Regions from separate parts of the Homo sapiens genome. Here region 2 is linked to region 1. A link is an interaction called in ENCODE POLR2A ChIA-PET data of the cell type or tissue named here. Cell type or tissue: Panc1. All regions are shown on one strand. Each heading gives the region's core, and the rest is flanking DNA. Links, peaks and the distances in the headings are about the cores only.

The links. Peaks named below come from ENCODE experiments on the same cell type or tissue, not always from the same donor. Only the 100,000 strongest peaks of a DNase experiment are listed, where the experiment ranks them.
Region 2: POLR2A ChIA-PET joins it to region 1 with 10 read pairs; 3 of 35 experiments call an interaction of 5 or more read pairs at or near these places.

Annotation. Positions count from the first base shown.
Region 1 is chr2:61,433,280-61,441,121 of GRCh38, forward strand. The region is part of intron 1 of USP34 (ubiquitin specific peptidase 34); the gene reads right to left. Among named protein-coding and RNA genes, the nearest start is that of SNORA70B, 20 kb to the left of the region's middle. In Panc1, for the core only: no CTCF peak of the experiment used is centred there; no DNase peak of the experiment used is centred there.
Region 2 is chr2:61,595,234-61,603,075 of GRCh38, forward strand. No RefSeq gene overlaps it. Among named protein-coding and RNA genes, the nearest start is that of XPO1, 61 kb to the left of the region's middle. RefSeq lists enhancers at 1,466-2,030, 2,595-3,160. In Panc1, for the core only: no CTCF peak of the experiment used is centred there; a DNase peak (open chromatin) is centred at 3,493.

The DNA of each region.
Region 1 (7,842 bases), core at 904-5,903:
GTAAGCAGAAGATCCCTCACCAGCACTCCCATTACCACCACAAACACCTACACTCCTTACAAGTGGCGAATCGGCCAGGTGCGGTGGCTCATGCCTGTAATCCCAGCACTTTGAGGAGCTGAGGCAGGCGGATCACTTGAGGTCATGAGTTCAAGACCACCCTGGCCAAGAAGGTGAAACCCCATCTCTACTAAAAATATAAAAATTAGCCGGGCGTGGTGGTGGGTGCCTGTAATCCCAACTACTGAGGAGGCTGAGGCAGGAGAATCACTTGAACCCAGGAGGCAGAGGTTGCAGTGAACCAAGATCGTGCCACTGCACTCCAGCCTGGGCAACAGAGTAAGACTCCATCTCAAAAACTATAAATAAAATAAAAAGGAGAATCCCACAGTCCTTGCAAGCCCTGAGCCCAATTTAGACAACTGCTGGAAATCCATACAGCTGCACTGCCCAAATTAGGAGCACAAGGAATGTGCTCCCCAACCCCCACCTACCCCCAGTGAAACAAGCTGTGGCAGTGCAACACCATCTTGAAACCAGAGCCACCTCTGGAGTGCACCCTCTGGGGGCCAGTAGCCACTGCACCTCTGCAGCACTTCAGCTCCATCTTCATTACACCAAGGCCACACAGGTGAATGAATGCCACAACTATAGCTGCAACTTTGGTCCCGCACAGCAGGGAAAACCAACTCCCACAACCAGACCACACTTCAAGCCAAAGGAACAGTCTGACAGTCCCATCCAGGACAAACCTGCCCATAAGCCAACCAAGCCACTATAAGCTCTCTCCAAAGTAGTGGAGGCCCGCAAGCCAAAGAGCATGTGATACACCCCAAGGTTAGTGAAGCAGCCATGCACCCTTACTCAGTGCCTAAGAAAAAGGCTCCTAGCACCTCTGCCCCATGTAGACATGCTTCTGGCCTCCCGAACAGCCCTGCGCCCCCAATAAGGGCCTCAGAAACATTACCACAGGTCGTCCCTGATGGGCATCCCCCCAGGCCAGCCAGGCAGCCAAGAGCCCACATCCCAGTCCTAAGAAACAGCCCAATGGGCAACACCTGACAGACACATCTAGGCTGGCTGAGCAGTTGTGCACCTGTGTCCTAGACCTGAGAAACCATGGGCCACTCCTGCCAGGCACAACACCAAGCCAATTGAGCAACCACATGCCTGTGCTCCTGGCCAGAGTAACAGTCCTGTGGCTTCAACCCCAGCAAGCCAGACCCCAAGTTGGCCAACTCACCATATGCATACATGTGTCCCTGACTTGAGAAACAGCCCAATGAGCCAACCCCCCTGGCAAAGCTGCACCACACACTTCCTCATCCTAGGCTGCTGAGAAACTCTCAAATGTCACTAGTACAGATTACAGATGAAGAAACTACATTACTGTGTCCACACAGAACCAAGGCCAACACACTCCACTGATCTAAGATCCACTTATATAAATTAAGTCTTTCCCTATAAAATTTACTCCATAAAATTGAAAGGGGGGGGGTTCCAACAATGTGTAGAAACAATGTAGAGAAATCAACAGAGAAAAAAGAAACATGACATCTTCAAAGGCAAACAGTATAATTCTCCTGTAATAGACCCCAATCATAAAGAAATATATAAAATGCCAGAAAAAGAACTCAAAATAACGATCTTAAGGAAACTCAGGAGGTACAAGGGAATACAGGTAAGAACTTTAATGAAATAAGGAAAATAATTCATGATTTTAATGAGAAATTCAACAAAGAGGCCAAGCACAGCACCTCACACCTATAATCTCAGCACTTTGGGAGGCCAAGGCAGGTGGATTGCTTAAGGCCAGGAATTCAAAACCAGCCTGGGCAACGTGGTGAGACCCCATCTCTACAAAAAAATATAAAAATTAGCTGGACATGGTGGTGAATGCTTATAGTCCCAGCTACTCAGAGGCTGAGGTGGGAGAATCACCTGAGTCCAGGAAGTCAAGGCTGCAATAAGCTTTAATTGCGCCACTGTATTCTATCTAGCCTGGGCAACAGAGTGAGACCTTGTTTCAAAAAAAAAAAAAAAAAAAAAAGAACTCTAAAAGCAGCAAAAGAAAAGCATCAAGTCACAAATAAAAGTATCTCCACCAGACTAACAGATTTCTCAGCAGAATCCTTACAGGCAAGGAGTGAATGGGATTAACAGAGTTAAAGTACTAAAAAAAAAACAAAAAAACAGCTTATCAAGATTATACCCAGCAAAGCTGTCCTGCAGAAACGCAGGAGAAATAAACCTTCACAAACAAAGAAAAACTGAGGAAATACTCATCAGTAGATTGCCTTATAAGAAATGCTCAAGAATTTCATATATGGAAGAGCAAGCAAGGAACAAAGGATATATAATGTAGTAACTAAAAAACAATCAATAAAATGGCAGGAGTAAGTCCTCACCTATCAATAATACCTTGAGCACAAATGATTTAAATTCCCCCATTTAAAAGTTATACACTGGCCATGCGCAGTGGCTCATGCCTGTAATCCCAGCACTTTGGGAGGCCACGACGGGCAGATCACTTGAGGTCAGGAGTTCGAGACCAGCCTGGCCAATATAGTAAAACCTCATCTCTACTAAAATACAAAAATGAGCCGGGCATGGTGGAGTGCGCCTGTAATCCCAGCTACTCAGGAGGCTTAGGCAGGAGAATCGCTTGAACCTGGGAGGCGGAGGCTGCAGTAAACCAAGATCACCCCATTGCACTCCAGCTTGGGTGACAAAGTGAGACACCATCTCAAAAAATATATATAAAAAATAGAAGTTATAGACTGAACAACAACAAAAAAATTCAACAATATGCTGTCAACAAGATACTAACTTCATCTTTAAAGTCACCCACAGAGCCTGGCCAACATGACAAAACCATGTCTGTACTAAAAATACAAAAAAATTGGCTGGGCACAGTGGCTCATGCTGTAATCTCAGCTACTTGGGAATTTGAGGCAAAAGAATCGCTTGAACCTGGGAGGAAGAGGTTGCAGTGAGTCAAGATTGTGCCAGCCTGTGCAACAGAGCACAACTCTGTCCCAACAAAATAAAGACACACATAGACTAAAAGTGAAAGGACGGGAAAAGACATTCCATGTAAACAGAAACCAAAAGTGAGCTGGGGTAGCTTTACATATATCAGACAAAACAGACTTCAAGCCAAAAGTTGTAAAAGGAGACAAAGAAGGACACTATATAATAAAGGCATCAATTCAGTAAGGGGATATAAGAATTGTAAATACACACGCAACCAACACCAGAGGACCCAGATATACAACATAATTAGATCTAACGGGAGAGACAGACCTCAACATAATAATAGTTGGGGACTTCAACAGCACTGGACAGATCATCTAGACAGAATATAACAAAGAAACATAGTTTTCAACTGCATCATAGACCAAATAAAACCAACAGCTATTTACAGAACATTTCACCTAATAGCAGCAGAATACACATTTTTATAGCAGCACATGAAACATTCTCCAGAATTGACCATATTTTAGGACATAAAACAAGTCTCAACCAAATTTTAAAATAACTGAAAAAATCATGTCAGCTATCTTCTCAGACCACAATGGAATAAAAATAGAAATCAATACAAGAGAAATGCTGGAAACTATACCAATACATGGAAATTAAACAACATGCTCCTGAATGACCACTGGGTCAATGAAGGTATTAAGATGGAAATAAAATAATGTCTTGAAACAAATGAAAATGCAAATACAACACGTCAAAGCCTGTGGGATACAGCAAAAGCGGTGCACTGCTAAGAGGGAAGTTTATAGTAATAAATGCCTATGCCAAGAAACTGGAAAGATTTCAAACAACCAATGATGCATCTCAAGGAACCAAAAAGAACAAAACCAAAATTAGACAACGAAGATCAATAAAGATCAGAGCTGAAATAAACAAAATTGAGACTAAAACAAATTACAGGAGATCAAAGATCAGAAAAAAGCTGGTCATTTGAAAAGATAAACAAAATCAACAAACCTTTAGCTAGACTAAGGAAAAAAGAGACAAGACCCAAATAAAAGAAATCAGAAACAAAAAAGGAGACATCATAACGGATACCACAGAAGTACAAAGGATCATTAGAGACTGCTGACCAACTACGCAGCAATAAATTTAAAAACCTAGAGGAAATGAACAAATTCCTGAACACATACAATCTACTAAGATTGAACCAATAAGAAATAAAAAACCTGCCAGGCACGGTGGCTCATGCCTGTAATCCCAGCACTTTGGCAGGCTGAGGTAGGCAGATCACGAGGTCAGGAGTTCAAGACCAGCCTGGCCAATATGGTGAAACCCCGTCTCTAATAAAAATACAAAAAATTAGCCAGGCATGGTGGCAGGCACCTGCAGTCCCAGCTAGTCGGGAGGCTGAGGCAGGAGAATGGCTTGAACACGGGAGGCGGAGCTTGCAGTGAGCCCAGATTGTACCACTGCACTCCAGCCTGGGCAACAGAGCGAGACTCCGTCTCAAAAATAAATAAATAAATAAATAAATAAATAAATAAATAAATAAAAAACCTGAACAGACCAAAAACAAGTAATGAGATTGAATCAGTAACAAAAAGTCTCCCAAGGAAAGTGCAGGACTGATGGGTTCACTGCTGAAATCTACCAAATATTTACAGAAGAATGAATACCAATTCTTCTCAAGGTATTCCAAAAAATTGAAGCAAAGTTAATTCTTCTGAACTCACTCTACAAGGCCAGTATAACCCTGATACCAAAACCAGAAAAGGAAAAACAAACAAAAAAGAAAACTACATGCCAGTGTCCTTGATAAACATAGACACAAAAATTCTGAACAGAATTCTGGCAAACCAAATCCAACAACACATCAAAATGTAATAACCATGATGAACTGGGATTCAACCCAGGAATACAAGGATAATTTAACATACGCAAATCAATGGATGTCATACATCTTAGCAATAGAATGAAGGACAAAAACCATAGGATCATCTCAATAGAATCGGAAAAAGCATTTGATAAAATTCAACATCCATTCGTGATTAAAAAAAAAACTCTAGGCCAGGCGTGGTGGCTCAACGCCTGTAATCCCAGCACTTTGGGAGGCCAAGGCAGGCGGATCACTTGAGGTCAGGAGTTCGAGACCAGCCTGGCCAACATGGTGAAACCCCGTTTCTACCAAAACTACAAAAATTAGCCACAAGCTGTAATCCTAGCTACTCGGGAGGCTGAGGCAGGAGAACTGCTTGAACCTGGGAGGCAGAGGTTGCAGTGAACCAAGATCACGCCACTGCACTCCAGCCTGGGCGACAAGAGTGAGACTCCATCTCAAAAACAAAACAAAAACAAAAACAAAAAAAAAACACTCTCAATAAATTAGGTATAAAAGGAAAGTACACCAACATAATAAAGGCCATATATGACAAACCCACAGCTATCATCTTACTCAACAAGAGAAAGATAAAAGCTTTTCCTCCAGTAACTGTACCTGGACAAGGATCTCACTCTCACTGCTCTTACCCAACATACTACTGCAAGTCCTAGCCAGAACAAGACAAAGTAGTTCTGGGCATCCAAATTGGAAATGAAGAAGTCAAACTGTCCCTGTGTTTGCAGCTGCAGATGACATGACCTTATATATAGTAAAACCTATGCTCCACTAAAAACACACACCTCAGAGCTAAAAAATTCAGTAAAGTTGCAGGATACAAAATCACTATTTAAAAAAAATCAGTGATGTTTCCATATACAAACAATACACTACCTGAAAAGAAATCAAGAAGGCAATTTCATTTACAATAGCTAGGAAAAAAGTCTAACAGGAATAAATTTAACAAAGGAAGTGAAAGACCTAAAAACAGCTGGGCATGGTGGCTCACGCCTGTAATCCCAACACTTTGGGAGGCTGAGTTGGGACGATTACTTGAGCTCAGCAGTTCGAAACCAGCCTGGGTAACAGGGCAAAACCGTGTCTCTACAAAAAATTAGCCAGGTTATGTGCCCCCTCCTCCTGCTGTGCCTCAGCTGTGTAGAGCCACTTGACCCTCATGCCCTGTGCTGGCAAGAACACTCAGGTATGTGCACAGCTCTGATGTCACCCCTCCAGCCTGGCCCTGGCTCCCTCCACGAGGATCTGCTTGCAGCACTCACACTTGGCACCATTCTGTCCGGCCATCCTGTCTCCCCTGCTGTATGTGAGCACTGGGAGGGAAGGGGCCGTTTCCATTTCTTGGAAGGCCCAGTGCCCAGCACCATCCAGCTGTGTGCTGAGCAGGCAGTCAGTGAGCACCCACAGTCAGCCCTCACCACAAGCAGCTGTGGGTACTCAGGTTAGGATATCTGACGGGGACTCCTGTGTGCTCCAAGAAGGCAGCATGGCAGCCCCCGTGGAGCACAAGTGGCCCACACCTGACCTTGGCATGTTTCTAAGAGAACAGACTTGCTGACCTGTGACCCTTGCCTGTGTCTCACCGCAGGGAGGCAGGAGGCTGTGGGCAAAGGGTGGGCCTGGAGACCTGCTCAGCCATACCCTGTCACTATGTGGGTCACACACAGCTGGGTGGAGACCTCATGATGTGTGGCCCAGAGAGGTGTCTGGGTGTGGATTCTGTGGATGGCTGCACTGTGCCATTAGGACAGGGACTGCTGCTGGGCCAACAGGGTACAGGGAGCGGAGGATGTGGGAGGACAGGGGCATCCTAGCCTAGTGCAGGGACCACAGGAGGGGCAGTGTGAGCTCCCCAAGACAAGCTGCAAGGCCCTGGGCATCAGGCTGTTGCTTTGCAACCTTCTCCTCCCCGGTTCTGAGGGCTCACTGAGGCACCTGCCTGAGTGCTACACAGAAAGCCAGCAGCATGGCCGTCCCTCCCGAGCACTCATCTAGGGCATCAGGGTGGGCTGCTTGAGTCCTGTGGGGTTGCGGACATCAGCCTCTTCCTCCTGGCCTCCAAACACCACCACTCTGCCATCCCACACCTCAATTTCTCAAATTCCCTGAGGTCAAAGGGAAGTTGCAAGGGCTGCCATCCCTGCCTCCCTGGTGGTCCTGCTGGAGGATGTGCCCAGACAGGACATCAGGAGGAAGCAGGTCAATGGCTGCTGTATGAAATGTCATGGCAGCTGTGCCCAGCTGCAAACAGTGATTGCGGCTTCCTGTTCCTCCATGGAAGGAACTTGCTCTGCTGCAGAGGGAATTTCTCTTCATGCCTTTTCCCCTCCATTCTTCTTGAAAAAGTTGCCCTTTTTAAATTTTTTTTTTTTTTTTGAGATGGAGTTTTGCTCTTCTCGTCCAGGCTGGAATGCAGTGGCACAATCTCCGCTCACTGCAACCTCCTCCTCCTGGGTTCAAGCCATTCTCCTGCCTCAGCCTACCAAGTAGCTGGGATTAAAGGCGCCCACCACCATACCCGGCTACTTTTTGTATTTTTAGTAGAGATGGGGTTTCGCCATGTTGGCCAGGCTGGTCTCAAACTCCTGACCTCAGGCAATCCGCCTGCCTTGGCCTCCCAAAGTGCTGGGATTACAGGCGTAAGGCACCACACCCGGCCTACTTTTTTAATTTAAAAAAAAAAAAAATTTCGGGTGCAGTGGCTCACGCCTGTAATCTCAGCACTATGGGAGGCCGAGACGGGTGGATCATGAGGTCAGGAGATCGAGACCATCCTGGCTAACACGGTGAAACCCCGTCTCTACTAAAAATACAAAAAAATTAGCTGGGCGTGATGGCAGGTGCCTGTAGTCCCAGCTACTCGGGAGGCTGAGGCAGGAGAATGGCATGAAACTGGGAGGCGGAGCTTGCAGTGAGCTGAGATCGCGCCACTGCACTCCAGCCTGGACAACTGAGTGAGAGCC
Region 2 (7,842 bases), core at 1,469-6,468, 160 kb after region 1:
TTCTTTTTTGAGACAGAGTCACCCTCTGTCACCCAGGCAGGAGTGCAGTGGCACGATCTTGGCTCACTGCAACGTCTTCTTCCGGGGTTCAAGTGATTCTCCTGCCTCAGCCTCCTGAGTAGCTGGGACTACAGGTGCCTGCCACCATGCCGGGCTAATTTTTTGTATTTTAGTAGACACAGGGTCTCACCATGTTGGCCGGGCTGGTCTCAAACTCCTGAGCTCAAGCGATCTGAACATCTTGGCCTCCCAAAGTGCTGGGATTATAGGCCTGGCTGGAAATTTATGTATTCTATTTTTACTTTTTAAGATGGAGTCTTGCTCTGTTGCCCAGGCTGGAGTGCAGTGGCATGATCTCGGCTCACTGCAACCTCCGCCTCCCAGGTTCAAGCAATTCTTGGGTCTCAGCCTCCCCAGTAGCTAGGATTACAGGCATGCGCCACCACACCCAGCTAATTTTTGTATTTTTAGTAGAGACGGGGTTTTACCATGTTGGCCAGGCTGGTCTCGAACTCCTGACCTCAAGTGATCCACCCTCCTCGGCCTGCCACAGTGCTGGGATTACAGGCATGAGCCACCATGCCTGGCCTTATGTATTTTAGATTGTGAATGTATTATACTGGATGAAAAAAATTACTAGAGAAACTCTACAAATACAAGATTGAGGGGGACATCAAGGAATGACTGCTTAAAAAATAGCTGAGCATCGTGGTACACACCTGTAATTCCAGCTACTTGGGAGGCTGAGGCAGGAGGATCGCTTGAGCCAATGAGTTTGACGCTGCAGTGAGCTATGATAGTGCCTCTGCACTCCAGCCTGGTTGACAGAGCGGGACCTCATTTCTTAAAAAAAAAAAAAAAAAAATAGGCCAGGCGCGGTGGCTCACGCCTGTAATCCCAGCACTCTGGGAGGCCGAGGCGGGCAGATCACGAGGTCAGGAGATCGAGACCATCCTGCTAACATGGTAAAACCCCATCTCTACTAAAAATACAAAAAATTAGCCAGGCTTGGTGGCGGGCACCTGTAGTCCCAGCTATTCTGGAGGCTGAGGGAGGAAAATGTCATGAACCCGGGAGGCAGATCTTGCAGTGAGCCTAGATCATGCCACTGCACTCCAGCCTGGGTGACAGAGCGAGCGAGACTCCGTCTCAAAAAAAAAAAAAATAAAATAAAATAAATAAATAAATAAATAAAAATAAGCAACAAAAAAAATGAGTACCAGGATTCCAGTTGGGGTGATAAAAAAATTTCTGGAACTAGATAGTGATGGTTGGACAACATTGTATTTAAAGCCACTGAGCTGTACACTTTAAAATGGTAATCTGTATTTTATGTACATTTTGCCACAATAATAATAATAAAAATAATAACTAAAAATAAGTGCACAAAGGGCCGGGAACGGTGGTTCATACCTGTAATTCCAGCACTTTTAGAGGCCAAGGCAGGCAGATCACCTGAGGCCAGGAGCTCAATACCAGGCTGGCCAACATGGTGAAACACTGTCTCTGCTAAAAATACAAAAAATTAGCCAGGCCTGGTGGTGCATGCTTGTGATCCCAGCTACGTGGGAGGCTGAGGCATGAGAATCACTTGAGCTTGGGAGGCAGAGGTTGCAGCGAGCAGAGATCACGCCATTGACTCCAGCTTGGGCGACAGAGGGACACGCTGCCTCAAAAAACGATAAAAAATAATAATAAAAATAAGAGCACCAAACATACATACACATACACAAATATAGATTTGTTATCTTCAGACAGAAAGAATCCATCCTAGCCTAATCTATTATTTTGTAAATATCTCACTAATAGATTAAGGTGTGTCCACAAATCTCTTAAGCGAGCAGACAGGTTAAATTAGCTAGTATAGATAAAACTTAGTATTAGAAACATTCACAAGGGCTGGGCATGGTGGCTGACACCTATAATCCCAGCACTTTGGGAGGCTGAGGCAAGCAAATGGCTTAAGCCCAGGAGGTCTGAGGCTGCAGTGAGCCACTGCACTCTAGCCTGGGCAATAAATGGAGAGCCTGCTTTATCCGCCACTCCCCAACCCCCACAAAAGGAAAAAAAAAAAAAATCCACAGGTATATGACAAATGCAAACAGAAGTTTCAAGGTTTATAAAGAACCTTAAAAAAAAGAAAAGACTACGAAAGAGTCAGAATTTACCAGTTCTATTTGTACAGAAGAGGAAAGAAGTCATCGAAATGGAAATAGATCATGGCTGGGTCTGGTAGCTCACACCTGTAATCTCAGTACTTTGGGAGGCTAAGGCAGGTGGATGACTTGAGGCCAGGAGTTTGAGACCATGTTGGCCAACATGGCGAAATCTTGTCTCTACTAAAAATTAAAAAAACAAAAATAGATCCTGGTAGAAAAAGATAAAATAGTAGGCTATATTTATGTGACAGGACAGTTTTTTGTGATGTTAATTTATTAATTGTAGCAGTGTGTTTTGCTCACTACAGTATTTCTCAGCCCCCACACAACCCCGCTCGCCCCACTCTACACAGGTCCTTTGTGTCTAGGTCTTTTGTAATTCCCTTCCTAGGAATTTTGCAAGAGGGAAAGCCAATAGCCGCTTAAAGCCAAACGCTCTTCCGGTCTTTTGTAAAAGTGTTAAAACCAGTGGAGAAAGGGAGGGAAGAAAGAGAGAGCTATCTGCCTGGGAGAGGAATGAAGTGGGAGTGGGGAAGACAAGGAAGGGTCCTGGAGTCTCATGAACTTTATTACTATTTTGGGGACCCAGGGAGGGGTAAAGACTTTAGAGTGGATGCTGGTGTTTAGGACCTCAAGGTGTTCTGCTTGGGCAAAAATGCCCACACCCCATGGAATAGAGTACTATTGCATGGTAGGGGACCACATGGCCTAAGGCCGGGATTTTTGGGCATTACAGGCTAGAAATGTGAGCTCTTCTGGTATCCCAGGTACCACATAGGCTGCCCTCAACAGTGATTGATTATTACATTCCTATCACTTTAGTTGAATGGAAGCCCAAATTTGGGAATAAAAGTAATATTTTCTTATTTTACATATGTGCTAATATTCATACTCAATATATTAGCTTCCTATGAATATCTTTTTGGAAATTTGATTGTAGTAGGCAGAATAATGGCCTCCCAAAGATGTTCCTAGAATCTGTAGATATGCTGCTTTACATGGTGTTATAAATAAAGTTTCGGTGCCACAAAAGAAATAGCACTCGAATATAAAATTTTATTTTTAATTCTTAGCAAGGCAATGTACTTCTATAGAAGGGTGCGCCCTTACAGATGGAGCAATGGTGAGTGCACACTTGGACAAGGGAGGGGAAGGGGTTCTTATCCCTGACGCATGTGGCCCCTGCTGCTGCGTCATTCCCCTATTCGCCAGGGTTAGACTGCACAGGCTAAACTAATTCCGATTGGCTAATTTAAAGAGAGTGACAGGTTGAGTGGTTTGGTGGGAAAAATTGTTATGGCAGAGCAGGAAATTGGAATGAGTCAGGGTGGAGAATGAGTCAGGGTGGAGAATGAGTCAGGGCGGAGCAGGTAATCAGAAGAGTCAGGGTGGAGCAGGTAATCGAAAAAGGTTGCTTCACAAGGAAGTTAAGTTTAAAAGTAGAAGGCAAAGAATTGAACATACTGACATATTAATTCTTTGAAGAGAAATTTAGAACTCATATCTAACAATGGTAAAGAGACTTTACAGATGGCATTAAGAACCTTCATGGTCTTAATGGGGAGATATAGTTCAAAGGGTACAAAGCTACAGTTATGTGGGATGATAAATCTAGAGATCTAATATACAGCATGAAGACTGTAATAAATAATATTGTATACTGGAAGGCTGGTAAGCAATAGATTTTAGGTGACCTTACCACAAAAAAAAAGGTAAGTATGTGAGATGACGAATATGTTCATCAGCTTGACTATTGTTATCACTTTATTATGTATATGTATATTGAAACATCATGTTGTACATCATAAATACATACAACAAAAATAAATATTAACGGCCGGGTGTGGTGGCTCATCCCAGCACTTTGGGAGGCTGAGTGGGCAGGATCACTTGAGCTCAGGAAGTTCAAGACCAGTCTGGGCAACATAGTGAAATCTTGTCTCTACTAAACATTTTTAAAATTAGCTGAGTGTGTTGATGTGTGCCTGTAGTCCCAGCTATTCTGAAGGTTGAGGAGGAAGGAATGCTTGAGAGCCCAGGAAATCGAGGTTGCAGTGAACTATGATGATGCCATTACACTCCAGCCTAGACAACAGAGCCAGACTCTGCCTTTCCGCCCCCTCCCCCTCCCCTGCAAAATGTATATACAAACAAAAACAGGCTAGGTACGGTAGCTTATGCCCATAATCCCAGCGCTTTGGGAGGCAGAGGTGAGTGGATCATCTGACGTCAGGAGTTCAAGACCAGCCTGGCCAACATGGTGAAACCCCGACTCTACTAAAAATACAAAAAAGTTAGCTGGGTGCAGTGATGCGCACCTGTAATCCCACCTACTCGGGAGGCTGAGGCATGAGAATTGCTTGAACCCAGGAGGTGGAGGTTGCAGTGGGCTGAGATCGTGCCATTGCATGCCAGTCTGGGTAACAAAGTGAGACTCCGTCTCAAGAAACAAAAACAAAGCAAAATAATAAGTAAGAGCAGTGGCTTAAGCCTGTAGTTCCAGCTACTTGGGAGGTTGAAGCAGAAGGATCCCTTGAGGCCAGGAGTTTGAGACTGGCCTGGGCAACGTAATGAGACTGTCTCTAAAAAAAAAAAAATTAAAATTAATAAATAAAGGCAAGTGTGTGTGTGTGTATTCATATATATATGATTCATATATGTGTGGATTCATATATATGTATATCTATCTATCTATCTATCTATCTATATATATATACACACACACATATATATATGAATTCAAGATGGGTAGGGGGTTATCCTATATCATTCCAATAAGAATAATTTAATAACAAGGGTTTTGTTTGTCTGTTTGTTTTAAGACAGGGTCTTGTTCTGTCGCCCAGGCTGGAGTTCAGTGGCATGATCTTGGCTCACTGAAACCTCTGCCTCCCGGGTTCAAGCAATTCTCCTACCTCAGCCTCCCAAGTAGCTGGGACTACAGGCGTGTGCCACCACACCCAGCTAATTTTTGTATTTTTAGTAGAGACGTGGTTTCACCATGTTGGCCAGGATGGTCTTGAACTCCTGAACTCAAGTAATCCACCCGCCTCGGCCTCCCAAAATGCTGGGATTGCAGGTGTGAGCCACCGCACCTGGCCATAACAAGGGTTTTTAAAAGCAGATGAATTAAGGAAAAGTGGAGATCGGACAGATGTGATATATAATAAGAAGGACTCAAGGCTGGCTTTGAAGATAGGGGAAGAGGCCATGAGCTAGGGAGTGTGAGGGCCTGAGAAGCTGGGAAATGAAAGAAGCTGAGAGCCTCCAGAAAGGAACACAACCCTACCAACATCTTGATTTTAGTCCAGTGAGAATAAAATCAGACTTCTAACCTACATGGCTGTAAAAGAGTAAATTTACCCAGGCTTGCGAGGTCTGAGGAAAACAAGAAGAAAAAAAAGTAAATTTGTTCGTTGTTAGCCACTAAGGTTATAGTAATTTGTTACAGCAGCAATAGATCATGAGCACATGGTTATGGAGCCAATTCCTTTCTATCTTCTTGTCTCTGCTCACTAGAAATGTCTTTATCCGTAATTTGGTTTTCATTAGAAGGATAGTAGCGTATATAAATGGCCACTCCCACTGCAAAATAAGAACACATTCTGGTTTGTAAATCATCCTTGGGAGGTTTTGGTTAACATGATTCAGTCCCTTAAGTCTGAGCATGGTGTCATTTCTGGAAATTTTAAGATGCCACTCAGGTAATGGGAATGTACCAAATTGAATTTCTGACCCTACCTGGTGGTACATTGACCCATCTTGTGAAGATCAGCTAGCTGGTTCGTTCCACCTTCAGCGATGACATTTTCTACTTGCAAATACCAAATGCCAGATGAACACATGTAAAGGATGTTAACAATACAAGCCAGAAAAATAATAAGGGCCAAAAAAAGTGCAGAGTAAAAGCTATTCAGAAAAATTTGAAGGAGAGCTCTCAAAGTCTTCTGATAGGGAGGACCTGAGAAGATTGCAAGGGAAGGAGGACTTAAATTAGGCATTTATACGAGTAAAACACCAGAGGCAAATGCAGTTAAGGCAGAAGAGATTAATAAAAGATTGAAAGGGCAGATTGAAATTATCTTCTGTGGGAATGTGATGGTTGAGGAATTTGGATTGGGCAACCAGGAGCTAACAAAGGTTTTAGGGAAGGATCACGATGAAAAGTTTGGGGAGATATTCACCTAGATCTGTGGGTTCTGTGAACTAGGCTAGCACTTAAATACAGTCTGAATTCAAACATGAAATGCAAAAAGACAACAGGGATTATCTGGGAGAATGAAGGACATGCTTTTGGTCTTTATTGCTCAAACCATGTCATGGCTAGATGTTCCTCTCAATTTGTGTTGAATAGATAGGATTTCTGTCACATTAGAGTATGAAGAGCATGAGAGTAAACAGTGCCCTCTGAAAAGGAAAATCTTTTAGCTTGAGCAAATTTATTTTTATTATTTATTTATTTTTTGAGACAGAGTCTCACTTTGCCACCCAGGCTGGAGTGCGATGGCATGATCTCAGCTCACTACAACCGCTGCCTCCCAGGTTCAAGCCATTCCCCTGCCTCAGCCTCCCGAGTAGCTGGGACTACTGAAGTGCACTACCATGTCTGGCTAATTTTCGTATTTTTAGTAGAGACAGGATTTTGCCATGTTGGCCAGGCTGGTCTCGAACTCCTGACCTCAGGTGATCCACCCACCTCGGCCTCCCAAAATGCTGGGATTACAGATGTGAGCCACCACACCCAGAATTTTTTTTTTAATTTAAAGGTTAAGGATGCACCGTGACATAGTCTCAGGAGGTCCTGATGACCTGTGCTGAGCCAATTTTAAAAGGAGCTCAAATTCTGAGGCCTGCAGGTTTACTTATTCCAGTGCTTCAGAGGCTAAAGTCCCTCTGGATTCTTAGCTGCATACAAATATTTATTTTGAAATTGAGCAAATTTGTAGAAAAATCTTGTGCCGAGTACTAGTCTCTAAATTATTTATGACTCCAAATTTTCTGCCAGTCTTGACTGTGGTCTGACCATAGATTTTATTTTATTTACTCGTTATTTATTTATTTATTTTTTGGAGACAGAGTTTCGCTCTTGTTGCCCAGGTTGGAGTGCAATGGTGCAATCTCGGCTCACTGCAACCTCTACCTCCCAGGTTTAAGTGATTCTCCTGCCTCAGCCTCCCGAGTAGCTGGGATTATAGGCATGTGCCACCACACCTAGCTAATTTTTTTTTTTTTTTTTTTTTTTTTTGAGACAGAGTCTCGCTCTGTCACCCAGGCTGGAGTGCTGTGGCATGATCTCAGCTCACTGCAAGCTCCTTCTCCCGGGTTCACGCCATTCTCCTGCCTTAGCCTCCCAAGTAGCTGGGACTACAGGCACCCGCCACCATGCCCAGCTAATTTTTTTTTGTATTTTTAGTAGAGACGGGGTTTCATCGTGTTAGCCAGGATGGTCTCGATCTCCTGACCTCGTGATTTGCCTGCCTCAGCCTCTCAAAGTGCTGGGATTACAGGCGTGAGCCACCGCATCTGGCCAATTTTTTTTTTTTTTTTTTTGAGACAGAGTCTCACTCTTTAACCAGGCTGGAGTGCAGTGGCACGATCTTGGCTTACTGCAACCTCTGCCTCCCGGGTTCAAGTGATTCTCCTGCCTCAGCCTCCCGAGTATCTGGGACTACAGGGCACACCA